5 separate regions of the Mus musculus genome follow, and all the other regions are linked to region 4. The links are chromatin loops, found by intact Hi-C in ENCODE. Cell type or tissue: gastrocnemius. All regions are shown on one strand. Each heading gives the region's core, and the rest is flanking DNA. Links, peaks and the distances in the headings are about the cores only. Region 1 overlaps Mgat4a (mannoside acetylglucosaminyltransferase 4, isoenzyme A). Region 2 overlaps Mgat4a (mannoside acetylglucosaminyltransferase 4, isoenzyme A). Region 3 overlaps Mgat4a (mannoside acetylglucosaminyltransferase 4, isoenzyme A). Region 4 overlaps Cracdl (capping protein inhibiting regulator of actin like). Region 5 has its middle 27 kb from the start of Inpp4a.

Evidence for each region. Peaks named below come from ENCODE experiments on the same cell type or tissue, not always from the same donor. Only the 100,000 strongest peaks of a DNase experiment are listed, where the experiment ranks them.
Region 1: a loop joins it to region 4, with 6 times the contacts of the local background. A loop is called at or near these places in 17 of 42 quality-filtered maps.
Region 2: it touches region 4 in a loop (6-fold over the local background); 25 of 42 quality-filtered maps call a loop at or near these places.
Region 3: it touches region 4 in a loop (5-fold over the local background); 37 of 42 quality-filtered maps call a loop at or near these places.
Region 5: a loop joins it to region 4, with 10 times the contacts of the local background. A loop is called at or near these places in 41 of 42 quality-filtered maps.

The regions. Positions count from the first base shown.
Region 1 is chr1:37,534,389-37,540,247 of GRCm38, reverse strand. Mgat4a (mannoside acetylglucosaminyltransferase 4, isoenzyme A) reads left to right here. Exons shown (of 16, transcript NM_173870.3): 2 at 3,844-4,209. The coding sequence starts at 4,116. Among named protein-coding and RNA genes, the nearest start is that of Mgat4a, 3.7 kb to the left of the region's middle. In gastrocnemius, for the core only: no CTCF peak of the experiment used is centred there; a DNase peak (open chromatin) is centred at 5,329; H3K4me3 peaks cover 632 bases; H3K27ac peaks cover 518 bases.
Region 2 is chr1:37,446,058-37,451,916 of GRCm38, reverse strand. It overlaps Mgat4a (mannoside acetylglucosaminyltransferase 4, isoenzyme A), which reads left to right. Exons shown (of 16, transcript NM_173870.3): 13 at 1,510-1,588; 14 at 2,755-2,821. Among named protein-coding and RNA genes, the nearest start is that of Unc50, 19 kb to the right of the region's middle. In gastrocnemius, for the core only: a CTCF peak has its summit at 3,365 (motif pointing left); a DNase peak (open chromatin) is centred at 3,361.
Region 3 is chr1:37,469,066-37,474,924 of GRCm38, reverse strand. All of the region lies in intron 5 of Mgat4a (mannoside acetylglucosaminyltransferase 4, isoenzyme A), which reads left to right. Among named protein-coding and RNA genes, the nearest start is that of Gm39627, 32 kb to the left of the region's middle. In gastrocnemius, for the core only: a CTCF peak has its summit at 2,976 (motif pointing left); no DNase peak of the experiment used is centred there; H3K27ac peaks cover 104 bases.
Region 4 is chr1:37,631,690-37,637,548 of GRCm38, reverse strand. It overlaps Cracdl (capping protein inhibiting regulator of actin like), which reads left to right. Exons shown (of 10, transcript NM_028096.1): 4 at 5,598-5,733. Among named protein-coding and RNA genes, the nearest start is that of 4930470B04Rik, 19 kb to the left of the region's middle. In gastrocnemius, for the core only: CTCF peaks have their summits at 1,168 (motif pointing right) and 2,699 (motif pointing right); DNase peaks (open chromatin) are centred at 1,203 and 2,714; H3K27ac peaks cover 2,265 bases.
Region 5 is chr1:37,269,479-37,275,337 of GRCm38, reverse strand. No RefSeq gene overlaps it. Among named protein-coding and RNA genes, the nearest start is that of Inpp4a, 27 kb to the left of the region's middle. In gastrocnemius, for the core only: a CTCF peak has its summit at 2,673 (motif pointing left); a DNase peak (open chromatin) is centred at 2,667.

The DNA.
Region 1 (5,859 bases), core at 331-5,330, 97 kb after region 4:
GCTGTTGTGCTTTTTGCTGCCGACAAATTATTTAGTAAAAGATAAAAGAATGACATGGTTATTCACTTGAATGTAAAAATCTAAATTTAGAATCATGTAACACGCGCTCTGTGGTTCAGGCTCCTTTCTCTTCCAAATGCTTAAAGAATAGTTTTACTAACAGGTTATGGTGACATAGGTTCCATTAACCCCTGAGTGTAAATCATAACACATACTAGACAATGAAATTATGTAAGCTGTATAAAAGAAATATTTATGTTCTCTAAGTGGAAAGGGCATGAGTTTTTCATAATTGCGGTTTATAAAGTTGTGCAGGCTTACGTCATGGTGTTCATTGATCCGGGGTGTCATGAATCGTGCCTCTTGTTCTTTCAGGCACCTCTGTTTTGTCTGTGGGATGCTGATGAAGGACTCTACCAAATGTTAACCAAAGTGTTCTTAGCCGTGGAACATATGGGATATTTCAGAGAACACTTTAAAAACTTAATTAAAAAAAAAAAACAAACCCAGATGCAAGATTGTTAAATCTATTAACAAAACATATTCCTCATTCTGCGGTTTAGAGTTGAAGCCTCTTTTGGAGGATGGAGGAATGGCTAGTTACGTAGTCATTTTTTTGTTCAAAGACTTGGTTGTTATCAATTAATATAGCCAGGACAGTCTTAAGGTAAGGGCGGTAGATAAGTATTCACATATGTGGCCTCGGACACAAATGTAGGTCACCTGTGTCTAACGAGCCAGCCTCAAGCTGCCTGGGGTGGTTTAAGGGTACGAGGTGTGTTCTGTTTCCTCCTCTCTGGAGATTTCATTCACGTGTGCTTCACGATGAAGCTTAGTTTGGAAAACCCTGGTGTAAAATGAATAGCTGCATTCCGGTGGAGTGTAACACTCCTCCTCCTTTTGAGATGTCAGAACTTATTAGTAGAATTCCCTAACCGTATCTTCCCTAAAATGGGGTTTGCTAACTTCTTAGGCCCAGTATTTAATACTCCATATGCTTCTGGGGTATTATGGATGGCTAATCTATAGCATTTATACTTTTATATAGGCTTCATTTGTATGTAATAAAACAACTTCTCTCTCTCTCTCTCTCTCTCTCTCTCTCTCTCTCTCTCTCTCTCTCTTTGTTGTTGTTTCTTGAAACAGGATTTCTCTGTGTAGCCTTGGCTGTCCTGGAACTTGCTCTGTAGACCAGACTGGCCTCGAACTCATAGATATCTGTCTGTCTTTGCCTCCCAAGTGCTTGCATTAATGGCATGGGCCACCACCACTTAGCTTAATAAAAACTTTTTTTTTTAAAGATTTATATATTTATTATGTATATAGCACTCTGCTTGCATGTATCCCTACAGGCCAGAAGAGGGCATCAGATCTCATTACAGATGGTTGTGAGCCGCCATGTGGTTGCTGGGAATTGAACTCAGGCCTTCTGGAAGAGCAGACAGTGCTCTTAACTGCTGAGCAATCTCTCCAGCCCCATTAATAAAACCTTTTAAATTATCATTTTAGAATGATTCTGCATATCTCTACTTCCTGATTTATGTCAGCTAGATATTTATTCTAATAATCAGCTCTACCTGCCCTTCCCCAACAAAATCCTCCCTGAAGCAAAATATGACTATATATAGACAGAAAGTGAAAAGTGTGTTTGTATAATGTCATACCAGGCTTAAAATTCCAAGTCACAGTTTACTGAGGTAGTGCCCCTGTTCTTAGAGTCAGAAGTCATCATTGAGTGTTTTATTGAGCTAATAGATTAGGTACTTGGTGGAATTTAAAATCATTGGATTTTGTTTTCCCAGTGAGGACCTTTGGTTGTAGGTGGTCAGCATGGGCATAGTTGGGATAAAGTTAGCCATGGGAGGTGAATAAATTAGGTCTTAGCAACTTGGAGAACCTCTTTGGAATACCAGGTGCTCAGGTAGTCACAGGCCGTGCAGTGGAATGTAGTGCTTCTAGAATTTTACATGGAAATGAGAGCTCCTGGCCAGAGAAACTAACAGGCAGGCTTTGTTGGGGACTCAGGAGGGAGGGATTAGCCAAAGGCTGCAGGAAGTGGGAAATTTGTTCAGAGTTGCACATTTGGACTGTGAAATTTTCTGTTCATTCTGTAGTTTTTATACCATAACAGGCTTGTGCCTACTGCAGAACAGAAAACATTTTTTAAAATGTAATACATTTGGAAAATTTATGTTTTCTGTCGAGCCAAGTTAACACTCAGAAAGGCTCTCTAGTCTCATCTGAGCTGCGACTGTCTCCTGCAGCAACTCCGTCCTGCTGTGGTGTAAGCGGTCAATCTGAGGGACAAAAGGCAGCAGATAAGAATTCTGCCAGGCCATGGTGACACACACCTTTAATCTGAGCACTTTGGGAGGCAGAGGCAGAGGCAGTGGCAGAGGCAGACAGATCTCTGTGAGTTCGAGGGTAGACGGTAGACAGTTCTAGGCCAGCCAGAGCAACACAGGGAAACCATGTCTCAAAAAGCAGACAAACAGAAACAGAACTTAAACCTAGAAGTTACTGAAACTGAGGTTTCTCATTGGGTTTACCTCCTTGTGTATAAAATAGGGGTTGTAACGCTTGCCCTGTAAGGACTTAGTGAAGGTTTAAGTCTTGTTACTGCCCAGAATAAAGGAAAAAAGCCAGTGAAGTATAGTAACCATCCTCACCATCACACTGTCATTTGTCCCTGTGTGGTCTTCCTTGGCTAGTGGAGATTCCCAGTGATTCACAGTGCTAGAAATAGCTGAGGTTGTAGTTTGTGAATTGCCTGCAAATGGCTGCTTTAATCAGGCGTGCCCTTCCACTGAGAGATGTGTCTCTTGGGCCTGATAATTGTTTTTGGAGGTACAGTAACTCACCCCACTAGAGGCTCATTTACTGTAGCATCACAGGAAGTGGTGCTACCCCTTGGTGCCACTAGAAATCAACGCTTGCCTGACAAGCCCCTAGGGGGTGAGACCAGTTATGTCTAGCGTGGACCACGCAGGGGCTGGCTCATCTGTTGGCTTATTTTTCTCTTTGATACAGTTGGTATTTATTGAAGGCCTATCTTGTGCTGGGCATTCTACTTAGCAACCTCATGCCTTTCCAGTTCTAAAGAATTTTAGTTAGCTGAACAGCGAGCGCGGTCCTCCTCATTTCTTGAGCATCATAACCCAATGGGGTAGGCTGTGGCCGAGAGAGAGTGGGCTAGATCACTGCCTCTTCTGAACGTGTAAATATTTCCAGCTGTCTCTCTAAAACTCAAGATGAGGATATTGATAATTGTAAGGATTTTGTGGTATGTGGGATACCAGAGTCCGTCGCTTTCTTATTTCATAGATGAAATTTGGAGGCATGGAAGAAAAGAGGCACGTCAGGGCATTTCAGTAATGCCATAAGTCAGCACTGGGCAGCAGACTCTTCAAACTATTGCAGTTGTACATTCCCTTATTTTTATTTATTTTCTTAACCATTGCTTGCTCTTATGCAGCGGAATAATAACTCGGGGAGAGGGGGATGAAACTTAAGGCTCAGTTGTTAGGGATCCCTTTGGGAATCTGTGAGCCCCACAACTTCTCCCTTTAAATGAGCAACCATAAATTTTTATGTTTTCCATAGACAGAACCAGCCAGGAAGGAAGGAATACAGTTTGAAGCTTTTTTTTTTTTTTTTTTTTTTTTTTGAGGAAAAAGACCCTTATAATTCTGCTATAAGAAATGAATCATTTTAATATGGGGGTGGTCTTCATAAGTACAGTTTAGGCTTGACAAGAGTCTGCCTTTGACACTGAATAATAAATGGAGAAACCTCTGGTTTGTATTATTTAGTGAGTTTTCCTTTCGTTTCTTTCCCTGACAGGAAGAAGAAAAAGAAGCATCCCTTAGCCCCCAGCCTCTGAAAACTGCGAAGACAATCTGGAATAGCAATACCCACTGTTGCTTTGCTGCCTGACGCCTTCTGCCCAGCATCTGAAGTGAACCTCAATCATCAATTCATCAATTGCTTTTTTTTTTTTTTTTTTTTTTTTGGCCCGGGACCAAGGCGTTCTGGATTCTGTTGATTTGAGGCTGGAGAGAGACCGGTCTTGCTTGTCATCGCCAACTTGCTAACCAGTGTGATGGTGAAATGAGATGAGGCTCCGAAATGGAACTGTGGCCACTGCGCTGGTATTTGTCACGTCCTTCCTTACCCTATCCTGGTATACCACGTGGCAAAATGGGAAAGGTAAGGAGGAGGTCTCTGAACCACTGTGGGTGACAGAGTACACCATGCCACAGAGGTGAGCCGAGTGGAAATAGGTTGAGCCTGCATGCCTGCAGCTCACGCCTCTGTCTTTGTTCTGGTGGCTTTTTTTGATACAAAAATGAAACAGTTTTCTTGGACAGACTGATACAGACTTCTGACTCCTGCCCGTTTGTTTTCAGTATCTTATGATCACACTTTGGAAAGCCACATTGTGTAACAAAGGCTTTTTTTTACAAGTCATCACAATCAATACATCTTTGGTGTGCTAAACCAAAGTTTTGTATACCAGCAGTGTTGTAGAAAATACTTCGAAGAGGGTGATCAGGGCCTTCAGGAAACATACATACTAGTTAAAGTCCTGACTTGGTGGTGTGTGGCTAACGCCTCGGGCTGCATGCCTTGACAGATTGCTCCTTTGGCAATCAGGAGAAATTCTGATCGTAATATTAGAAGTTTCATAAATTATAATTGTGTGGAGACTCTAGAACTGTTGTCTGTTGATTAGAATTACTCGAAGGGGCGATGGTCTTTTGCTCTTTGTTTTGTTTTGTTTTCTCTTTTCTGGCATTGATTTAAGAAGTGCTGACGGTAGGGAGGGTGGCAGTGTTGGGGATGCTGCGTAGTCATTGTTAGAGTTTATCACCTGGGGTATTTGACGCTTGTCTTGTTGACATTGCCTTCCTGGCCCATAAAGATGATTGATTTCTGCTGTGCATTTATGTCTCTATGCCTGTGTTAGTAATACATACCTCTCTGGGCATATATACTTTATACATTTGAACCGTAGCTATGTGCATATCTGCTTGTATACCGTAAGCAGAGGGACATGAGAAACACAGGTAATCTGTGAATAAGCCTTACATTCTTTCCCCTACTTTCTGTCTTTCTGAGTTGGGTTCTAGCTCAGGCACTGGAGAAATACAGGTGAAAATTTTGCTCCAGGCAAGTTATTTGGGTATGCTTTTAAAGTCTCAGCTGAAAATTCTTTTAGAAATACATTGTATCATTCATTTAGCTATTTTGCCTGTGTGCCACCTTGACATAATTTGGATGACAAGAAGTTAGCTTCCAGGAGTTGGCTCACTCCTTCCACCAGCTGGGTCCTGGGGATTGAACTCAGGGCAATGGCTTGTGGGCAGTCGCCCTAACTCACTGAGCCTTCCTTCTGGCTTGGTTTCAGTTCTTGATTACACCTAATGAGAGGATGTAATTAGAATCGCTAGAGTCAAAGAGATGATTGTTCTTGACATAAATAAAGCTAATGACTCACCGTTAAGAAAACTGACCATAACACGAGTGCTTGTTTTTTTTTTTTTCCTATCAGGGAACTTACCTCCTGGGAGAGTTCTAGTAATACAGAAACTCCACTCTCCCTCAGTGTGGGTTTTGTTTTGGAATCTCTCTGCTTTGGATCTCGTTTCTTAAACATCAGCAACATTACTAGTGTTTTTCTTAAAGCTCCATCTATTACAATTTATGATGATATGATTATCTTTAGCATTGAGGGGGGCTGGGACAGTAGAGATGCCTTCCCCATGCAGTACTGTGTATAGTCAGATCTCTCCACCGTGGCTCTGACGTCTCCCCCATGCTGGTTTTATGCTTTGTTTTGCTCAGGCTCAGGGGTCC
Region 2 (5,859 bases), core at 387-5,386, 190 kb after region 4:
CAAGTGGTCTAACTGCTGAGCCATCCTACTGGCCTTCTATTTGGTAGATTCTATTATTTCTGGACCTGAACTTAATCAGTAACTTTTGTTACTCTCATTTCGGTGTCTTCCTGAAACCTCACAATTTCCACGTCTCTTTCTTAGGCTCTCTCCGCACACAGGGAGAGCAGGTTATTAGACCAGCAGCTGGTTAAACTGGATGACGGTCCTCGTCAGCGTTTCTGCTGGTGCAGGCCATCTTTAGCATCCCATGGGCGTTTGCAGCCCTTTTAGGTTTTGTGGGACTCATATCCATTTTATAAAATTTGAGACTGTTTTCTTTTTTAAATAATTTGATATCCATGGTCCCTTCAGCTCTCCTCTGTTTACTAAAACCTTACTGTGCAGACTTACTGTGCTGGAGTGCACGCCTAGGCGCGTACGTAGGCATGCCTGCTGACTGTAGGCTGTACTTGGCATCTGGCTACCTCGCGGACACAGACCCCATCTGTGGAGTTGTAATTTTGGTGTGACTTGCTCTTTTTATTTTGTGTCTGCACATGGAGGCCAGAGACGGGCCTCAGGCTTCTTCTTGCTCAAGCCCCCCTCCTTTTTTTTTCCTTAAAGGCAGGATATCTTGCTTTTTCCTAAAACTCACTGGTGTGACTAGGCTGGGTTTTTTACACGGGTTCCGGGGAATTGAACTCAGGTCCCTATGCTTGGATAACAAAGATTTTCACCAACTGAGCCATCTTAGAAATCCCAATTTTGAATTTTGCCAGATGCACTTGCTTGGTCAGTTGATGTGATTCTGTGGTTTTTTTTAGCTGATTAGTATGATGGCTAATACTGAGTTTTGACTATCAGACTGGTCACGCAGCTCTAGACCCCACTCTGCATTAATGGTGTATAATTATTTGTTTGTTTGTTGAGGCAGGGTCTTACTATATAACTGTATAGTTATGGCTAGCCTGGAACTCACAGTGTAGACCAGGCTGGCCTCCAACTCACAGAAGTCTGTCTCCTCCGAAGGGTTAGGATTAAAGGCATGTGCCACTACGCCTAGCTACTGCGAGGCATGCTTTGTGTGTTCTAGCTGGGGACTGAACCCACGGCTTTGCACATGCTGGCCGTGTGCTTTACCACTGCTCCAAACTCATAACCCTGAAGGTAGGCTTTGAACATGGCATAGCCCATGACTGTCCTCCTGGAAATTCTGACTCAAGGCACTGCTCCGTGATGAAGAGGAAGCTGGTACAAACAGTCAGCCTGTGGTCAGTTCTGTGTCTGCTGAGTGTTAAGCAGCAAGCATGATGGCTTCTGATGGGGATGATGCGAAGCCCGGGGCTGCATCCTTCAGTCTCAGTTTCTGCAGCGCTTTCGAGTCAGCTGGGTGGTGGCAGGTTCGGGTATGATCAGCCTGTGCCTTCAGAAACCTTCCAAGAGCTCACTCTGGGGTGAGGCTGTGCTCTTGGGTCTTTTACACTCAGGTCTGACTTGTGCTGTTCATTCTTTGGTGTGTATTTCCAGTTATTTGTTCCACAGCGGCAATCAAGAGCACCCAGGAGACATCCTGCTGAACACGACCGTGGATGTTCTCCCTCTTAAGGTACGGCAGCGACTGCTGCGCTTGGGGGGGGGGGGGGTCTAGTTACATTTCTGTTGCTGGGATAAAATGCCCTGACACAAAGCAATTTAAGAGAAAGAGGCTGGGCTGGAGAGATGGCTCAGCAGTTAAGAGCACCAACTGTTCTTCCAGAGGTCCTGAGTTCAATTCCCAGCAACCACGTGGTGGCTCACAGCCATCTGTAATGAGATCTGATGCTCTCTTCTGGTGTGTCTGAAAACAGCGACAGTGTACTCACATTAAATAAATAAATAAATAAATAAATAAATAAATAAATAAATTGAGAGAGAGAGAGAGAGAGAGAGAGAGAGAGAGAAGAGGAGAGGAGAGGAGAGGAGAAGAGAGGCTATTTTATCACACAATTCCAGGCTCTAGTCATCAGTGTGGGGAAGCCAAGGCAGGAACTTTGAATATCAAGTTACATCTACCCGCACTCAAGAGCAGAGAGAAACGAACACATGCATGCTTGTGCTCAGCTTACTTTCTTCACCCTCACACATGGCTTGGGAACCATTTAAGGGCATAGGGAATGGCTCTGCCTCCGGTGGGCTGGGTTTTCCTCATTAAGAAAACTTCCTACAGATATGCTCACAGGCCAACCCAAAATAGCCCCTCACTGAGGCTTTCTTCCCAGGTGATCTCTAGTTGTACCAATTAAAGCCAGTTGTCACAATGGATACTTAGAGGTTGTTCTTATTAGATGAACAAAAACTCTCGTGTGGTATAGGACTTTAATGGTGGGTGGCAGTATTAAGTTTATAATGTTGAATACCTGATGTTGTTTTATTTGTAGTCTTCATTCTGCTTTCTACTGGAAAATAATATGGCTGTTTGTATTAGGAAAAAGTTTCATATTTTAGCACAGTGTCTACAGTGTCTTTTGAATCCCATGATGCCAAATGCACATTGAGTGCCTGATGAACGGGGCACAGTTAATTCACTGCTCTGTAAGGAACACTTAGATCTTCTGAACATCTTTTATATTCTTTCAGCATGGCTGAAATAACTTCTACCAACAGATTTTCAGAGTTCTTCACTGAGATGTCATTTTTCTTCATGGCTATGCCACAAACGCAACTCTCACAAAGTTAGATTTGATTTAAACAGGGTTAACCACTCATACAATTGTTGCCTTTGTTTGATTTTAGAGCGACAGTTTGGAAATCAGCAAAGAAACCAAAGACAAACGATTAGAAGATGGCTATTTCAGAATAGGTAATGTCTACTTAATAACACAGCCCTTATTGCCTGGACTGAGCCCCAAAGTTGTTACAAATCTTTGTCAAACATTAAGTTGACAATTACAGCAGCATGCCCAGCTGTCCTGTTCCCTTGGCCAGACTGGGTTTCTGATCGTGACAGGGTTTTGCATACAGGGGGAGGGCTGGGAGGGGTTCCTGTCTGGTTGGCTTCCTCTGTCACCTGTGCCATGGCTATATCTCAGTGATGTGGAGTTTTCCATTGCCGCCTCTTTCTGTCCACCTCTTTCTGGATGGTCTTCACGGACTTCTGACCCTCGGGGGGGGGGGGGTGTATGCTGTCTTTGTTGGGGTGCTGGCTGCCTGACATTGGCACCTGAAGAACCTTGGAGGATCTTAGGGGTGGTAAATGGAATCGGGGTTCAGCTAAATGTGTAATGGGGAAAACTAGAGAAAGAATAACCTGTCGGGGGCTAGACTTGAATTTAACTGAGTTTCTAAGCCAAAAAGCATGGCTGAAAGTAAGCAGCAAACCTGCAGGCAATTATTGCGCCCCCTGCTGGGTGTATTTGGGGGTAGACCAAGTGCCATGGTCATAGAAAAGAAACAGTAGATTTACTTCGGTGAATTAAAGTTATGAGAAGACAGAAGAAAGAACCTTCAGTAGAGAAACAGAGATCTTGGGAAAGGACTGTTGGCCAGTGTGTGGAAGGAGAGCCACGGGACCTCTGAAGTCCATTCCCGTGCCCATAGTCTGGGATTTTAATTGTGACCAAATGCAGTAGGTTCACCTCTTGGTGAGTACAACCCTGAGACAGAAGAGAATGGAGATAGATCTAAGATCTGCAGCAAGCAAGGTGGCAGTCGTGAGATTTTGTTTGTTTTGTTTTGAATAAAGGAAGTGTGTTGGGGATTCTATTTAGTCAGCGTTTATCCTGGTACGGATTAGGCCTTCCTGAGCGTGTGCGATTTCGGATACTCCGCGCATGCTCAGTTTAGGGTTATGGAGCCTCTGCTCAAAAGGTTAACGTGATGGGCACGAATGCTCATCTTTGGCATGCTCAGCTTGCCTCTTAAGTTTTAGCTGAATGTCCCTGAAGGTGCTACCCTGTATGTAGCTAGCAGCCACGCTAGCATTTGTCTCTCTTTTCTCCTCCGATCATTACCTATTGGGCTGAACTCTGTGGGAGAAAAAGGGAGGAAGGAAAGAAAAATTAAAAACAAAGGAATTTTTTTGAAGAAAGACCCATAATCGATGCTGCACTTTGGTAGTAGGTGTTATGGGCACAAAAAAATTACTATGGATAGATAATTGGCTGAGAAAGAGTCACAGCCAAAACCTACTGTGAAACTTGGGACTCTTTTAAGCTAATATCACATCTAACCTCATTCTTTAGGAAAGTAAAGAACAAATAGTATAATAGAACACAGTTCACATGTACAGAGAGGGAGAGAGGACACCTCATCCAAGCCAGACATATAGTGGCAGCAGAGACTTGAAGATGCTTCAGTGCAGATAAAGAATTGATGTGTTTCAGAATCCATTTTAACTACAGGACAGGCTCTTTGCTCTAACTGGCAGGGAGTCATTACAATGTAATAAGGCAGAAAGTGAAAATCAAAAAATAAATATGTAAATAATTTCCAACTGAGAGTATTCGCCACAGCAATCATGTGTCTGTGGCTATAGACATGGCTCAGCGGGTGAGGGCACTTGCCACGCAGACCTGCAGACTTGTGCTCAATCCTCTGAACCCATATGGTGGAAGGGGAGAACCAACTGCTGAAATCTGTGCTATCTACACACAGGCTGTGGTATGCACACCCATACATGTACACACAGGCTGTGGTATGCACACCCACACATGTACACACAGGCTGTGGTATGCATACCCCACACATGTACACACCAGTTGTGGTATGCACACTCCATACCAACAACACAATGTGATTTTAAAAAAGTGTGTGTGTGTGGATTGGTACTGGCGTTTGGTGGTACCTGGGTTGGGTGAGGGGATGTCTCAAGGATACAGTGGGGAAACAGCAATCACTAGCATGTCAGCAGTGACAGATATTTGCAGGAAAACTAACTTTGGACCTCTCATTTAAGTGGAATGTTGTTCAAGAATAAGGAGTTGTTTTCCAGAGCACATGTGTGAACATATATTGACTTTCATCTATAAAAATTAGGCAGAAATTACTTTCATTAGCATTCTTGCTTGTCCTTATGGCCTACAAAGAATGTCCTTAACTGAAAAGTTGACTAACCGCTGGGTTGGAGAACTTTGCCCCAGAAAGATTTCCTCCCTCCCTCCCTCCCTCCCTCCCTCCCTCCCTCCGTCCCTCCCTCCCTCCCTCCCTCCCTTTTGTTCTTTTCTTTCTTTCCTTTTTTTGTTTTTGTTTTTGTTTTTGTTTTAGACAGGGTTTCTCAGTGTAGCCCTGGCTGTCCTGGAACTCACTCTGTAGACCAGGCTGACCTCAAACTCAGAAATCCGCCTGCCTCTGCCTCCCAAGTGCTGGGATTAAAGGTGTGAGCCACCACTGCCCAGTTTGTTCTTTTCTTTTTTAATTTACTTTTTTGGTACTTTTTCTTACATCATTTCTGTTTATCTTTACAGCAAGAAAAGATGAATATAGGACATTGATGTCTGTAGAAGGTCACATTTCTTCCTGTAGCAGACCTTTTCTGCTTGCCTTCTTTATTTAAATTACTATGTATTCCTTGTAGAGAAATAATGACTCTCTTGATTTTAATCACACACACATGCACCAGAGTGAATATGTGTGACGATCAGAGGAGAATTTGCAAAAGTGAGTTCCAGCAATTGAACTTACCGGGCTCAGTGACAAGTGCCTGCATCCTGAGTCACCTCCCTGGCCCAAATAGCGGGTTTCGTTTTGATACATTTAGATGTGTCTCTCATCTACCTTGATTATACCAACCCTCCATTACTGCATCTCTGCCTTCCTACTGGCTCCATTGCTCTTCCCAAATAGAGCCCTTTCAATATTTTTGTTTTATTTTAAATCTAGATCCTGTATATGAAAGAAGAA
Region 3 (5,859 bases), core at 534-5,533, 160 kb after region 4:
AAAAGCTAGGACAGATCATTCAAATGAAGAAGAAGTAGTCGCCTTTTTTTTTTTTTTTTAATTTTTTTAGCCTTTTAACTTCCTCTTTCTGACTCACTATATTACAGCACACGACCGTTTTAGAAACTAGTAAAGCTCACAGAAATACTGTGGTATGTGTTTGCCTTTGCTTGAAGTTTAAAAAGTGAAGTATTTATGTGGGCAGTAGTACTCTTTGTCTCAGAGCAGAAAACAAGGTTTTTTGTTTTGTTTTGTTTTTTGTTTTTGTTTTTTTTGTTTTGTTTTCATAAGCTTTCAACCCCATTTTTGAACATGCTGTCTGTCCTCTTGGTCCTGCTGATTGTCAGGTACAAATTACCTTCCTGGAATTCTCACTGTCTCTTTAGTATGTAAAATCAAGTGTGTTTCTGGTGGTGGTGAACCTTCTGACATAAAGCAGCTAGAGAGAAGGGAAATGTCCAGTTGACCATTCTGAGACACTAGGCCGTAGACTCTGCAGGGTAAGGCTGTTGTCCAAGAGACAGAAATAAATGCCGTGAGCCCTGGCTTCTACCTGGTAACAACATTCTGCGTCAGTACAGAAGGAAGAATACCAACCGAGCTGCTGGAAAAATCTCAGACTCTGAGGGTTCTGAAAGGAGGAAGTTATGCAGAAACAACCCGAGGCAGCCTTTGCTGTGTCAGGACACTAGTCTCAGAGGAGTCAGCCTAAGACAGGAGGACAAAGGACATGAAGCCCAAACACTTCCAGAGTTCAGGTCAGATTAGACTTGAGCGGCATGCCTTAGTGGCCTCTTCAGACCCTTTCGTGTGGTATGTGGTCCGATATTAAATTCATGAGTTATTTAAAGCTGTACATGAAAATGCTTTCTCATTCTGTAAAGGCCTTTCTTTGAGACAGGGTGTCACTGTGTAGCCCTGGCTGGTCTGAGCTGTGGAGTCCAGTCTGATCTCGCACTCGGAGATCCATTTGTCTCTGCCTCGATGATGGCCTTTGACTGGTAATCAGTCTTTGCAGCCCACTTTGTTTACTAAGTTTAGGACTAAAGTACAGGTAGTCTCTGGTCCCTGCTGGTCTCCGTTTGCCTGGAGCACCTTTTGAATCTCCTCACTTTCTGTATATGTAATCAAAGATAATATGAGGCAGCATACTGGTGTGTGTGTGTGTGTGTGTGTGTGTGTGTGTGTGTGTGTGTGTGTGAGAGAGAGAGAGAGAGAGAGAGAGAGAGAGAGAGAGAGAGAGAGAGAGAATGAGAGAGAATATTAACCCACTCAGTCACTCTTTTTCATGGGAGAGCCGAATCCGTTTCCATCCACAGCACTCACTGATCGGTAAGGATTCCTTCTGCCATCATTCTCGTGGTTTTCTGGCTCAGCTGGCACTGTGTTCTATATTACTGCCTGCCTTTGTGGTTTTGTGCAGTTGAGCACTCTGAGCACTCTGAGCACTTTCTGATTGTGTTTCCTGCCTCTTCTGAAGAGTTTTGCTTTGCAGTCTCTGTGAGGCTCCCATAGAACAACCTGACAGCCCGACGTTGGCGGTGCACACACAGCTCTACGCCTTTGCCCCGCCACACACGCCTCTGATTGGAGTCTTTCCACCATTACCTGGTGTTTCCTGGATGCTTTGTGGTCACTATGGTCAATAAACTTTGTACTGAGGGCTGATTGCTTTAAAAATGCCAGCACAGTCCTAGAGAATGCTTCATGTGCCATTTACCACCAAGTTTGTTCTTTGATATCTTCCGTGCCTTAAAAAATGTGTATGGGGGCTGGAGAGATGCCCCAGCAATTAAGAGCACTGACTGCTCTTCCAAAGGTCCTGAGTTCAATTCCCAGCAGCCACATGGTGGCTCACAATCATCTGTAATGGGATCCAATGTTCTCTTCTATTGTGTCTGAAGACAGCTACAGTGTACTTGTCATATACATAAAATAAATAAATAAAATCTTTAAATAAAATGTGTATGGGCATTTGCCTGCTGCTATATCTGTCTGCTACTTGCATGCCTACTGTCCGAGGAGGCCAAAAGATGGTGTCAGATGCCCTAGGACTAGTGACAGGTGGTTATGAGGCACCGTGTGATTGCTGGGAATCAAAGCCAGGGCTTCTGGAAGGGATGGCAGCACTCTGAACCACTGAGCCATCTCTCCAGCCCGTAATGATAGGAGGACTTTCATTTCAGCTCAAAGAACTTTCTCTAGCTAGTGCTCTAAAGTGATGGACTTGGGTCCCACCCCCGTTTGTTTATATATTTAGACAATTGTACTGTGCACAGGGTATGGGTGGGCATGCTTGAGCCATTGCACACACGGCGACCAGAGGACAGCTTCTGGGGATGGGTTCCCCATGAGTCCGTTCCCCTTTTCCCTGGGAATTGAACTCAAACGTGGCAGCACATTGCCTTACCAATGAGCTACCTTGCCAGTCCTGTTTCTCCATTTCTGAAAGGCAGCCTTGCAGGACGATCTTGTCATCTTTCCCCTTCAGTTCCTTGAATATATTACGTCATTTCCCTGTCTTGTAGGGTTCCTGTTAGAAATCTCCTAATAGCCATATTGATATTCTTTATATGTGTTAGATTTCTTACCTCTTTCTGCTTTCAGGATTTTTTCCCTTTGTTTCTGAGTTTTGATAGTTGGGGTTGGATTTCACTGGTGGCTGCTTCTGCCCAGTACATGGATGTTGGCATAAGCACTGAGATGCTTAGTTTCCTGAGACAGGGTCTTACTGAGTTACTTAGGCAGGCCTTGAACTTAGGCAGCCTCCAGAGTAACTAAAATCATAGACCTGAATCACCATGCATGGGCAGATTTGTTTCTGCTTATTCTTGTGAATTAACAGCCATGTTTGATAGATCTTTCTGTAGAATTCACTATTGGAACTGTCACAACTTTTGCCAGGGGGGTGGCAGTGGAAAAGCCCGCCCCTGATTCCTCTGTCCCTGGAGTTTTTGTGGCTTGGAAATAGCTCTCTCTTCTGGCCATTCTAGGTGTTGCTTAGCAGGGATGAACACTATTTGGACTGGCATGAGAGATCTGGTAACAGTGTGGACAAAGTTGCTAGAGTCTCTGCTTGAGTGCCTTGCAAGTTGGTCCTGTGGCAACTTCTGGCCCAAGCACTCATAATCGAACTAATTGTAATCTGCAGTTGGAGAAGGGTGTAAGCCGAGATCCCAGTTTAGGCAGAGCTGCTGTTCAGAATGAGTGGGCAGAGAGCCCGTGCTCCTCAAAAATGTGTGCTTGAAGATGGCTTCCAGGGTGTGGCTGTGGTGTGGTTTGGTATACACTGTCTAAGCTCATACAGCTGTGGCCCAGAACTACTGTGTAGAGTGTGGGGCTGGGACTCTTGTCCCTGGGCAAGGTCTTTGTAAGGCTTTTTGTCTGCCAGGAGCTGCTGCTTTGGCTGCTGGGGGCAAGCATATCTGCTCTGAGATAGGGAGGTGAGCGTCTCTCTGTTGGGGTAGGACCACTGGAATGGGCATGAAGATCAGCTGTTTAGGGACTCAGGCTAAGCTGAATTTCCTCAGTGCTTTGTGAGCAGGCTGCCATGCCAGCTGTTAGATCAGGTGCTGCAGACGGCAGTTACACAGAGGTACTGCCACCATGACAGCATTTGCCACTGTGACTCCACTTCCTTTCTCTAAGTCCACCTGTCTTGGCTGCTATAGTTATTACAGCCAGTGTCCCCAAGATGAGACTAGAATGGGCCTCCTGGAACATTTCTCAAGATGCTAGGGCATCTAGATTCTTCTAGAGAATGGAACCTTGGGACCTCCTCTCCACATGGCCTTGGGCTAAAGGAGGGGCCACATTTCAGTAATTCTCCAAATGTTGGGATCTCTGAGATTGCCAGTTGAAATTTTCCTGGTGGAGAAAGGAGCTTGCTGCTTCTGGCTCCTGCTGATGTTCTGCCCTCTTAGGACCCACCCTTGCGTGTGTGTGTGTGTGTGTGTGTGTGTGTGTGTGTGTGTATGTTTGTGTGTGTGTATATATATATGTATATGTGTGTATATGCGTGTATGTGTGTGTATGTATGTATATGTATGTGTGTATGTATGTGTGTATGTGTGTTTATGTGTGTATATGTGTATGTATATGTGTGTATATGTGTATGTGTGTATATGTGTGTATGTGTGTATATGTGTGTATGTGTGTATATGTGTGTGTATATGTGTATGTATGTATGTGTGTATATGTGTGTGTGTGCAGCTTTTGTGTGCCCACCCCGAGGAGAGCGAAACGCCCTTGACCTTGCTCGTTGCTGGATGCTCAGCATGAGATGCTGTTTCCCTGATGTTTTTTACCTTGCTTTTCTGTGCGATCCACGTTATATTCAGCCGGGTGCTGCCATGCCGAGTGTTAGAACTGTTCCGCAGCCCGACAAGGAAAACCCACTCCTCTGTTTCCCTCAGCCCGAGCCAGCTGTCATAAATTTACAAGATATTTCTTATAAATGCAGTTTGTACACTATATATGGTCCTTTGCACTGTGGTTTCTCTTATATAATGTGTCTTCAGGATTCATACATATTTCAACACATAGAAGAAATATCTTGTTTTCAGTTGTTTGATTACTTAATATCTTTCCTTGTTTTTTGTTTTGTTTTGTTTTGTTTTTTTGCTATGTGATCTTATCTGGCTTGAACCTTTGTAGACTAAAATGGCCTCCAGCTTACAGAGATCCACCTGCCTCTGCCTCCCAAGTCCTAGGTTTAAAGGATGTGTATAAGCCAGAGGTCAAAGTCGGGTGTCTCCTCTGTCACACTCCACCTTAGCTTTAGATGATGATGGTGGTGATGATGATGAAGAAGAAGATGATGATGATGGTGATGATGATGATTTACTCTGTTATGCCTGCATGTATGTCTGCATGTCAGAAGAAGGCACCAGACCTACCTCATTATAGATGGTTGTGAGCCACTATGTTGTTGCTGGGAATTGAACTCAGGACCTCTGGAAGAGCAGCCAGTGCTCTCAAGCTCTGAGCCAGCTCTCCAGCCCTCCACCGTAGCTTTTAAAGACAGGTAGGCTCTGCCTTGGATCCTGGAGCTCACTAGCCTGGTTATTTAGTGAGGCCGGGGTTTGTCCTGCCTTCTCAACCCCAGCTTAGGGATTTGGGGCAAGTGCTGCTGTACCTGTTCTTCCGCCCATTCTGGGGATCTAATCCTTGCTCCTTGTGCTTACTGACTGAGCCCTCTCCAGCCCTTCTTTGCCTTTTATGCCTATTTAATTCTCTTCTGTCCAAGCATCCCATTCCTGGGACGTGCATATCCCAGTTTTCAATTCACAGTTGAGTGGTTACTCTTCTTTCATATGGTTTCCATTTGCTGTTTAAAATGTCTTAGGCAAACTTAGTGAGCAGCTCTGAGTGCCCATCCCTATGACGCCAGCCACAGAGGGAGGGGCCGGAGTCCCACTGAAGAGGCCTGGCTAATGGAGTCCAGTGCTTTCAGACTGCTCACGGGTTCAGCTTTCTTCAGAGGAGTCCCACCCCACCCCACAATCTCCAGTAGATACCAGAACGGTTCAGCTCTCCATCCCAAAGGACACCAGCCACAGTTATTTAAACACATTTTCTGTAGATATGTTAATAGGTAAGGGTGGTGGGAAGCGTTCTGTGTGGTTGCATTTTGTATTGCCCATAAACCAGCTTAAAGCTCACATAACGTAACAGACCTGTGTTCACAGGAAATCGGTGGCTTTCGGCTTCAGATCAACCTGCCAGGAGCAGAGGGTTGCCTTTCTGTATTCCTTTGCTTGAGCTAGCCATATCACCATGGCTCTTCAAGTATTTGTCAACCTGAGTTTCAGGATGTTTCTGAGTACACTGTGGTCTATGTAAGCCATGCTTGGTTAC
Region 4 (5,859 bases), core at 344-5,343:
CAGAGAACTGTGATTTGCTTCCCAGCACCCACATGATGGCTGAACCATCTGTAACTCTAATTCTGAGCTCTCTGACGCCTCTGAGAGTCTACATGTATGACACATGTATGTACATGCAGGCAAATCACTCAAAAGCATAAAATAAAACTTTATAAACTCTTTTAAAAAAAAATAAGTTCACAGGCTGGAGAGATGGCTCAGCAGTTAAGAGCACTGACTGCTCTTCCAGAGGTCCTGAGTTCAATTCCCAGCAACCACATGGTGGCTCACAACCATCTGTAATGGGGTCCTATGCCCTCTTCTGGTGTGTCTGAAGATAGCGACAGTGTACTCATATACATAAAATAAATAAATCTAAAAAATATACAGAAAGAAGTTCACAGCTATGCCTGGGAAGATGGTTCTGTGTAGGTCTGTAATTCCAGAGCTCCTGAAACAACACGGGAGGCAGAAGCAGGCCTTGCTCCAGAAGCTCATGGACGAGCTGGCCTGGGGTTTGGGGAAGGGGTGCGAGCTGGCCTGGGGTTGGGGGTGGTGAAGCTTGCCTGGGGTTGGGGGGTGAGCTGAATAACAAAGGACCTGTCCCAAACAAGCTGGAAGGAAAGGACTGCCATCGGAGCTTGCCTCTGACGCATACCTGGGTACTGTGGCATGTGTGCACCCAGAGATACAGTTTTTTTTTTTTTTTAAGAGCAAAGTAGCTGCAAAAGATTTGAACCATAACAGAAATCAGCAAAATCAGCCAAAAGCGACCAGGTAGGCTGCCCAGAATCTCACAGAAAGGCAGGACTGGGACACGGACCCTGGTTTAAATTATCCAAGAATGCCCTAAGACCTGGGACACAGTACCAGGAACACACATCTCTGGACTTGAACGATGATTAAGTAAGGGCTCATTCTCTAGAGCAAGGCCTGTGGATAACAAGGCTATGGCTTTTTGTCTGGACCTAACTAATTCAGATCCACTGGGGATGGACACTCAGGCAGCTCTGGGGGAACAATACTTTTATTTTGTAACTTGTAATTCATCACAATACAGCTGTGTGTCTCACAAGGTTGTATTTTGGACTGAAGAGAAGAGGAGGAAGCTTGAAATATCTTTTAAACATCAACTCTCATGTCAGGGTAAAATGCTAGCCAGGAGGATATCGCTCTAGAGGCAGAGAAGTTACACTGGCCACTTGGTGGAGCTGTAAGACTGAAGCTGGAGAACCAGTGGTCCTGCCCCCCACCCCCCCCCCGCCTCCCCCCCCCCCCCAAGCTAGCTTGAAGTAGAAGGGGGTGGTGGGGGTGGTAGATGCCTTGTATGACTGCAAAGTTGTTGGGGAAGGGGCAGTTCTGGCTAGCCCAGGGAAACTCTAATCCTACCCCCATCTCCTTGTGTTTAAAAAACAAGCCAGGAAGTAATCTCTCTAGCCACAAACAGGAACGTAGCTAGAGGACCAGGCTCTGGGGATGCAACCCATACGTGTTCCTTTTCATAGGAACCCAAGGAAAGTGGGACAGGGCCCTTGATATCTGTCTGTGACTAGCACACAGTAAGAACATGATTGACGTTAGTTAATGAAAGAAAGATGGTGGGGGTGCCGGTGGAGAGACAGACAGCTCAGCAGTTAGGATTGCACACCCTTCTACAGAGTGCCTGAGTTCAGTTCTCAGCACCTACACCAGGTGGCTCACAGCTGTCTAACTCCAGCGCCGGACTGTAATTACAGGCACCTGTGCTCTCGTGCACCCCACCACCACCGTGTGTGTGTGTGTGTGTGTGTGTGTGTGTGTGTGTGTGTGTGTGTGAGAGAGAGAGAGAGAGAGAGAGAGAGAGAGAGAGAGAGAGAGAGAGAGAGAGAGATTGAATGATTGATTCAGGATAAAAGAAAAAAGAAAAAATTTAGCCGGGCTTGGTGGCGCATGCCTTTAATCCCAGCACTCGGGAGGCAGAGGCAGGCGAATTTCTGAGTTCAAGGCCAGCCTGGTCTACAAAGTGAGTTCCAGGACAGCCGGGGCTACACAGAGAAAACCTGTCTCAAAAAACAAAACAAAACAAAACAACAAAAAAAAACAAACAAAAAAGAGAAAGAAAAAATTTAAAATTTAAAGGTGATTAGAGACCCGGTACAATGAGGTTCTAGAGGGAACGATGACTTTTTCCAGGTCAACACTGACGAACAGACAGTTTCTTTAGTTTCTGTGAGAATCTGTCATCAGACTCTGCAGCAACTTCTGCAAGGTCACAGGCAGATGGCCTGTGCTGGGGTGTCCTGGTGCTGGCTTCGTCAGTGACAGCCCCCTGGGTCCCTTTGCCTACAGAACACCCTGCTCTCTGCATCTGCCCTCAGTACACTGGAGCTACAGCCTTTGTTCTCCTGATTCTATATTGGCTCATAGTGATCTAGATGATCGGTTCTCAACCTGTGGGGCTCTACCCCTTTGGGCGTCACATAGCAGATATCCTGCATATCAGATATTCACATTGTAATTCATAACAGTAGCAAAATTACAGTTGTGAAGTAGCAACAAAAAATAATTTTACAATTGGGGAATACCACAATGTATTAAAACATCTCAGGGTTAGGAAGGTTGAGAACTGCTGCTCTAAAGGCCTAGACGTTGAGCTTGGAGAGATGTGTGGCCTGCCCCTGTATCAAAAGGCAGATTTATTTATTCTGTACTGTGTTCTGCCTGCATGTACACCTGCAGGCCAGAAGGGGGCACCAGATCCCATTACAGATGGTCGTGAGCACCATGTGTTTGCTAGGGATTGAACTCAGGACCCCTGGAAGAGCAGACCACCTATCTCCCCAGCCCTATTCTATCAATCTTAATCCTGAGTGGTCGCTGTCATTACTCCCCGGTTTGTATCTGATGCCCTTAACATGTAGATGGTCCATTTCCTCAGTGCAAAAACTGTGGGTTTCTAATTCCTCTGTTCATTTTACACATTGCTGGGTTTCTTCTATGAAGAACTTTCCTTTATCAGGAGCAGGAGAGATGGCTCAGCAGTTAAGAGCACTTGTTACTCTTGAAGAAGATCTGGGTTCAGTTCCTAACACCTTCATGGTGGCTCATAGCCATCTGTAACTTCAGTTCCAAGAGATCCGATGTCCTCTGATCTCCTCAGGCACCAGGCATGCATGTGCTATCCATCTATGTAGGCAAACCCTCACATGTGTGTAAATTAAATAAATCTAAAATTTTTTTTAAAATAGCTTTCCTTTGTCAACTTCATGAGAGCCTGAAGTACAAGCTGTTCAGGGAAAACAAACTAATGCTTGGTTGGTGTTCGAGTGGTGTCTGCTCCCAGAGTAGTCCCTGACACTGCCACACCTAACTGTGACCAAAAAAAAAAAAAAAAGTTTTTTTTTCCCTCTAAAAGATCATTGTGAACATTGTATTTTTTAAATTTTTTAAATTTTGCTTTATTTACACAGAATTCTATGTAACCTAGACTGGCCTCAAATTCACTGTATAGTCAAGGACAACCCTGCACTTCAACCATCCCTCCATCTTCAGAGTGTTGGGATTATAAGTGTAAGCCACCACACCCAATCCCATGCGGTACTCCAGAAGGAACATTGGGCTTTGTGCATATTAGCTGGGCACTCTACCAACCCAGCTCCATACACATCGACCCCAAACACTCTGATTTCGAATATATTTGGTGTGCCTTAGTCCATAACAGTCTTTATTCATTGTCTCATCTTGCGATGTGAAGACTTCCTTCTGATTAGCTTCCCTCTCTTTGGTCGTGAGCCCAGCCATTGCTGAAAGGTTCCTTGCTTTCCTGCACAGGGAGACGTCCCAGTTCAGTGCTGTATGCTTCCTGGCTTGGATCTTTTTCACAAGCTGTGTTTCCTTCCTGTCAGAGAGAACTTGCCTTGGAGATCACGGCATGGGTGTGGTGGCCAGGATGGCTACTCAGCTATAGTGTCTTCTAGACCACTACTGGGTAGGACTAGGAAATAGGTTTATTTCTGAGAGAATTCTGAGCAGTTTCATTCCAGGGGAGATGAAACTTCTTGCTTTATTTCCCTGTATCCTGTTTCCTGTTACACGGAAAAGCTTGGCTTGTGATGAAATTGCTTTCTGCTTTCTTCCTGTAACAGTGACTTCTCTTTCCCCATTTCCACAGCGATCCTCCTGCCTCTCACTCCCCAGTACTGTGCCATGATATGCCATTGTGTCTGCTGTAAAATTAGGCTTTCCCCCCCTAGTCTTAGAGATTTCCCTCTTGGATGGACTTTGTGTCTTGTTGGGTAACACACTGTATATTTCCAAAGACAAAATTGTAACTGTTGTTACCTTTCACACTGTCTCCCTATCCAGTTCTTTCCTTCCCACTTAAACCACATTCGTGTATCTGCCACTGTATCAGTTTTTATTTTAAAAACCATTAGCAGGCATAGTACTTGCTCAGCATGTCTGCATGTTCCCACTGCTCTGCCCAACTGATGTGCCACATTCTTCTGTCCCGTGTGTTCTGGTAAGCACACGCCAGTTACACCTGGACTGGAGATGTTTGGGCAGTAGTTAGGGATTCCAGAGGGTGGACCCAGGCTGTTGACTGTAGGAAGAAAATCTAAGTGCATGCATGTCCTTGGCATTTGGAGCGTGTGCTCTGTGGGCTGAGTCCTTCTGAGTGTCTGTGAAGATACACCCTTCCAGGCACTCTGGATTTCCACTTGCAGGCTAGAAAGGAAACACCATTGAGCTGGGATGCTCAATGGAAGAATACTTTCCTGGTGAGTGCGCGCACGCACACACACACACACAATGCACACATACATATAGTATTACAACACAGTTGGATATGCAGTAGGACAGGCCACACCTTCAAGTCCCCAGTGCCTCATAGAAGACAGGATGCCCAAGGAGGACAGGGTGGGGCTGGTGCACACAAGATGTCCAGTGCATGCAGAGGCCGCTTTCCTTCCTTAACTGAATGTCTCAGCCACCTCCTTCCACCTATTATTCAGCAGGCTAGGGAGTTCTGACGGCTAATTCCCATATCCTCTGAGAGCATTTTATGAATGTCCTGGGACTTTCTTTGAGTCAGGTCCTTAGACGTCAGCCGGGCTTCCACTCTTCCGGTCACAGCACAGTTGTGGGATACACAAACCATGCCAGATCATCCATGCAGAGAGCATCTCTACAGGCCTGCAGTTCTTGTGTCTATGGTCTGGACCATCTTGGGGAGATGCTGCTGTGCCTCCAGCCTCCAGCTTATGGGCCCCACGTTAGCTTAGCCCTCAGCCCACAGCCTCACATTCCCAGGGCACCTGAGACAGATTCCCACAGGACCCAGCCAGCACCAGACTTTCCTCTCCACAGGCTAGTGACTCGGACCTCACGCCTCCAAACTTTCGGTTTTTTTCCACTAATCAAAATAATCCACAAGCTTCACATCTCTTAGGAAAATGCCCCTTTTGTAGGTTCTGACTAGTGTTTGACGGTGAAAGGGACAGAGAAGCAACTGCTAACTGTGTGTGACAGAGGGCTTTGGGGGGATCACATTAATTTATCCCTTCTCTCACTCTGAGTCCCTAGGATCAGGGGCAGATGGAGGTGGTGGAAGCTCACAGTGGCTCTTTTTATCCTAGGGAGTCCAGGGGTACTATGGGCAGCCGGGCCCTCTCCCACGACAGTATTTTCTTTCCTGAATCGGGACAGGACCCTGCTCGGCCCGTGCGGGTGTTCTCCCAAGAAAATGTGTGCGACCGGATCAAGGCTTTGCAGGTAAGGGTTCGCTTGGCACTCTCACTGGGTGTCTGTCCAGTGTTAATCTAGAAGTTTCTAAGTGATCTCAGCTTAGCATTTTATACAGTTGAAAGTCGGGTCACAGGTTCTTCACGGGTCTCAGGC
Region 5 (5,859 bases), core at 520-5,519, 360 kb after region 4:
GTTGGGAGTTTGTGGCCAAATAGCAGGGGACTCTCTGTGCAGTTCAGCTGCATGGGAAGTAGGCTGGGTTGTCAAGGTGACCACAGGTACTAATGAGCTTTGTGCTTGTTTTAAGTGTCTGGGAGGGGCTCCCAGGTGTTCAGCGTCCTCAGTGTGATGTTCTGTCTACACAACAATCTCAAAGGCATTGGCAGTGAACCCTTAGCATCAGCCACTTCACGTCCTGTTTCTTCCGGGCATGATCATGTTTTTAATGTTGGGGAACACTGGGTCGGAGCAACCTTAGGCATAGGCCCATTGGCCACCGGAGTCAATGACGGGAGTCCAATGAGCTTGGACTTCTCAGTGCCAAAAACTATAAGAAAAAGAGCGAAGATAAAGGTTAAGAAGAGCAATAACACATTTGTAGTGGTTTGTATATGCTCGGCCAGGGAGTGGAACTATTAGAGGGTGTGGCCCTGTTGGAGTAGGTGAGGCCTTGTTGGAGTGGGTGTGGCCTTGTTAGAGTGGTGTGGTCTTGTTGGATTGGAATTGGCACTGTGGGTGTGGGCTTTAAGACCCTCAGCTACCTGGAAGTCAGTATTCTGCTAGCAACCTTCAGATGAAGATGTAGAACTCTCAACTCCTCCTGCACCTTGCCTACCTAGGCACTGCCATGCTCCCCACCTTCATGATAATGGCCTGAACCTCTAAACCTGTAAGCCAGCCTCAATTAATTGTCCTTTATAAGTCTTGCCTTGGCCGTGGTGTCTGTTCACAGCAGTAAAACCCTAGCAAGACAACACTAAAAAGGTGATACTTGCCCAGCTGCCTGGGGCAGGCTATCAACATGGTGAGCTGATGGAATGTTCTCTTTGGCTGCAGAAGAGTGGATGGACACTCAGTGCTGTCCAGAGGACAGGAGGCTCTTTACTCCTGGGCTCCTCTTCAATGGATCTGGCCAACCTTAGATAGGACAATACAAGGAGAAAATACTGTCTATTCACACTTAGTTGGATCTGTAGGAGGGACAAGCAAAGATGTTGTTTCCTGTAGTTCCATTCAGCAAAGCATCCTGGACTCAGGCTCTGGAGCTGTTGTGGGTTAGTGGTGTTGCAGCCAACAGCTGACCTCAGGGCCATTGCAACTGTTTGTCCCTGGTACAGGCCAAGGGATCTCAGGTCAGCCAGTTCCCAAGGCTCCTGTAGTTGTGCTGGCTGCCTGGGATCCTACCAGTAGAAAAGAGAGGTGGTTAGAAGGGGGGAGGGGTGCCCATGGTAGATCACACCTGTATTTAGCATTCAGGAGGCTGAGGCAGGAGGTTGGAGGTCAGCCTGGCCTGTACAGATATTATGTCTTACAGTTCTTGGGACTGAGAAGTCCAAGCTCCAGGTCATTGACTCTGGTAGCCAATGGGCCTATGACTAAGGTTGCCCTGACCCAGTGTTCCCCAATATTGAAAACATGATCAGGAGGAAACAGGACCTGAAGTGGCTGTTGCTAGGTGTTCACTGCCAGCACCTTTGAGATTGTCATGTAGTCAGAACATCACACTGAGGACACTGAGCACCTGGGAGCCCCTCCCAGACACTTAAAACAAGCACAAAGCCCATTAGTTAGTACCTGTAGTCACCTTGACAACTGAGCCTACTTCCCCATGCAGCTCCAGAACTCCCTGGGGGCTGGTGAACTGAACTGCACAGAGACAATCTCCTGCTATTTGGCCTCGAACTCACTATGTTGCTGAAATTGATGTCATACTCTTGAAAACACAGATGAAAGCCATCAAGCTTACCCAGGACTTGTTCTGGTTGGCCACTGCATATCATCCAGGATGTCATCGAGAACAGCATAGACAGCGTTCCCTCCAGTAGCGCTGACTGCTCAGTCTCTGGCTCGGAGCCGGAGGAAAAGTTAGCCTCTTTAGTGACCATATTTGTTCAGGGATATCACGCATGGTTGCTCTAGTTTGGCACCTCCACCAAAGCACACCCGTGAAAGGATTGTTCTGTTTTGATTACGCTAATCTCCCAGCAGATGGCAGGAGAAGATCTCGTTCTAATAAGTGATTCTAAGCGATTTGACAATTTTCACCAGGAGCTGAGAGTCTTACCTGGACAGAGTGGTTGTGTATTAGCCCCTTCCCCACAGCAATACAGTCAGGGGTTCTTCTTCAAAATATTAATCTATTTTTATGTTATGTATATTGCTGTTTTGCCTGCGCGAACGTGTGTGTCTGATACCCATAGAGACCAGACCAGGGCGCTAGATCCCCTGCAACTGGAGTTACAGATCACTGGGAACCACCAAGTGGGTGCTAGGAATTGACTCCAGTTCCTCTGACGGTTTTCAGGCACGTGTGTCTTGCCATTCCTTTGTCTATGGACATGATAGCTCATTTTGCTTGTTTATTTGTTTGTTTGCAACATTGAAAATCTTAAGGAATTTTACACTCGTTGAGACATTAAAGTTATTCAGTAGCAACTGGAACAAGAGCTCAGAAATGGAGTATATCATTTTGAGGCATTGCTGCAGCAGTATGGGGGAGCTGAGCCGTGGCATCTAATTCAGAACCGAACCCCCACAACCTCCCACCTCCCACCCCTGTCTTGGGGAGAGAGAGGTGGCTCAGAAGTTAAGAGCATTTGTAACTTAGAATCACTTTGTAGCGCGAGATCCTCTACTGCCATCTGCTGGTAGGTTGGCATAATCAAGGCAACGGAACAATCCTTTCACTCTGAACCAACACGGTCTGCAAAGAAAGGCTAACTTTTCCTGTGGCTCTGAGCTAAAGACTGAACAGTCTGCACCACTGGTGGGGACTCTGTCTATGCTGCTCCTAATGACATCCTGGACTATACGCAGTGACCAATCAGAAGATCTCCTGGGTAAGCTTGATGCATCTACTGTTCCCCTTAGATGGAGCACTTCTGTAGGGGATGAGTCCTTGGTATGGTTAACAGGACTGACTTCATTGTATAAAGCAGAGTCACAAACATCACAATAGTGTGCTGAAGATTCGTCCCGAGGGATCGTATGCTTGATTTTACTCCTCATGGATGACGATTCTGAGTGTACTTGTCACGGGAAGCCACTGCTCAGTTGAAGGCTACAGTTTCCATTTTCCTCTTCCCATCCAACCCCCGTGCCTCCATCCTGAAACTAGATGTTCACTAGCAGGAAGATGGACATCTCTTAGCCGATATGACGAAGCAGCAGTACCTCCCCAGCCCTTGGGCTCTTTTGGCAGCTGCAGAGCTCAGACATCAAGAAGAAGACAAAAAGGAAAACCAACACTCTCAACTAACCCTGACCCCAGATAGCTCCCAGAGACCAAGCCACCAATCAGAAGCATACACAGGCTGGTCCGAGGCCCCTGGCACTTAAATAGCAGAGGTCTGCCTGGTCTGGCCTCAGTGGGAGAAGATGGGCTTAGTCTTCTTGAGGCCTCAGGGAAGGGTGAGGTTTGGTAGTGGGGAGCACCCTCTTGGAGGCAAAGGGGAGGAGGAATGGCACGAGGAACTATGGGAGGAGGGAGGAGGGATTGGGAGGGGGTGATGACGGGAATGTAAATAAATAATTTTAAAAATAAAAGTAAAAGAGGACAAAAAAAAATAGTAGTGCAGGTCATACTGCACCAGGTCTGTGCCAACCAGGAGCATCCTCCCTGCGGGGAGGCAGAGTAAGAAACCTACTGCATCTGCCACCCAGTGTTGGGATCCATTTATCCCAGCAGCCAGCACCTTCTGCATAGATGTAATTTACTCTTCACTAATGCAGTCTGTCTGCTGGCAGCCAGCTAGTGATGCCAAGGACAGAGACTTTAGCAACCTCTGTGAAGGAAAAGTGTTTTAGGCAAGATTGTCTAGAGTAACTGAACTGATAGAATATAACACACACACACACACACACACTGGCTAGTCTAACCGTGGCTATCTGCGTGCTGCAACTGAACTAATAGAATATATAATATACTAATACACACGCACAGGCTGGCTAGTCTAACAGTGGTTGCATGCCACAGAGGCCAAGAGCCTCTCAGAGTTCTCCTAATCTGGGACTAAAGTCCTGGAAGCTCCCTGGAGAGCTGCTGGTACTCAGTCCATATTGGAAAGGTAGAAGCTGGAGTCTGATGCTCAGAGGATGGTGGTGGCAGCAGAGGCAGCACAGTCAACAGGATAGATGCACATACCAGCTAGAATGGAAGGCAGTCAGGCAAACTAGACCCCACTCCTGACTTTCTATAGATGGGCCACCCCTTAGAAAGCACTGTCCTCCCTAGGGAAGAGTCTTCTCAGTTAACTCTTCCTGGAAAAGGCAGACCTTCCCTGAGGTGTGTCTCCTCTTTGTTGATCCCAGATCCCATAAAGCTGACAAGATAAACCATCACAAGTGTAGAATTAGAGATGGTTACTTTTCTCCTGTAAATTGATGCAAGGCTCTTCTTCCTAAAGTTCTGAGCAAAGGGGTATTGTGGCTGCATGGTATTCTGTGGGGATGTGATTTGGAAGGCTATCTTCAGCTCACTGTTTCAAACACGGAGTGAGATCTTTGGTGGGTACAGGAAATGGTAGAAAGCCTTGGGCAGGCACCTGATCAGGTGCAGTTTGGGGGCCTGAACCATCTCCAGTGTCCCTTTGTGCTATAAAAACATCATATATAAGGGGGTGAAGCCATGGGAGGGAGTATCATGGCATATACTGGAATCTAAAGGGGGCTCAACACACCTTCAGGCCAATGTCATTACTTTAAGGGCTGTGTATGAGTTAGTCTTCTGTGATAAAACACTGTGACCAAGGCAACTTATAGAAGGAAGGATTTAGCGGGGGTGAGGCTTCCACTAAGAGTCCACTCTTTCATTAATAGTCCACTGTGGCAGAGAATTGTGGCAGCCAGGAACAGGAAACTGAGAGCTGTCTTGAACCCCAAGCACAGAAAAGAGAGAGCAAACTGGACATGGAATGGGGCTTTTGGTGCCAGTGCTGGCCCTTAGTGACATACTTCCTCCGACAAGGACATAACACCCAAACAGAGCTGTTGGCCGGGGGCAACTGTTCAAATGCCCAAGACTATGAGAACATTTCTCACTCCAACCAACATAGGGTCCAAGTGCCTCATTCCATCTGGTTGCCTGGTTCCTTGGAACTCAGAACATGGGTTCTCCTTGTTTGTTGCTGGGTTAGGAAATTCTCTAGCTTGTCCTTTCTGCTTTAGCATCATTGTGGGTGAGCCAGGGCACAACGCTGAACTCTCTGTTGAGAACCTAATCTAAGAATTCAAAGGTCCCAAGGGAAGTTCCTGTCTAACCTCATCACTACCAGCTCATTGTGAGTGTCACCTCACAAGTGACATTAATGATTCATGCCAGGCCTGGGATTTGGGGGGTACTAACCTATGATACACTAAATTACACACTTAAAAGCATGAACCAAAGAGACAAGAGAAAAATCGAGTGTTACCAATTGAAAATGCTACAAGATATATAATGTTAATATTTATCATTGGTTGATGCTACTGATTTGGGCTATCCTAATGGTTTATTTGTGAGTGAGTGTGTGTGTGTGTGTGTGTGTGTGTGTGTGTGTGTGTGTGTGTGTGTGTGTGTGTGTAGGGATTATAACATGAGTTCTGGTGATGGTGGTATCCATACTATAAAAGGTAAGCCCAGGGGAGTTTCTCGCTCAGAGCCAATGGCTGCCCACTGATCCTGCCTCCTCAGGATCAAACCTTTGAATTCTTAGATTAGGTTCTCAACATTAAAACCTGTACTACCATAGCCCCTGTAATATAGTATCTTCTCATGTTAAGACAGTCTGAACATGGCTGTCTGCTGTCTAGTAAGCTTCAGTTGGAGAGTTCAAATCAGGTTCCTGTCTCAGT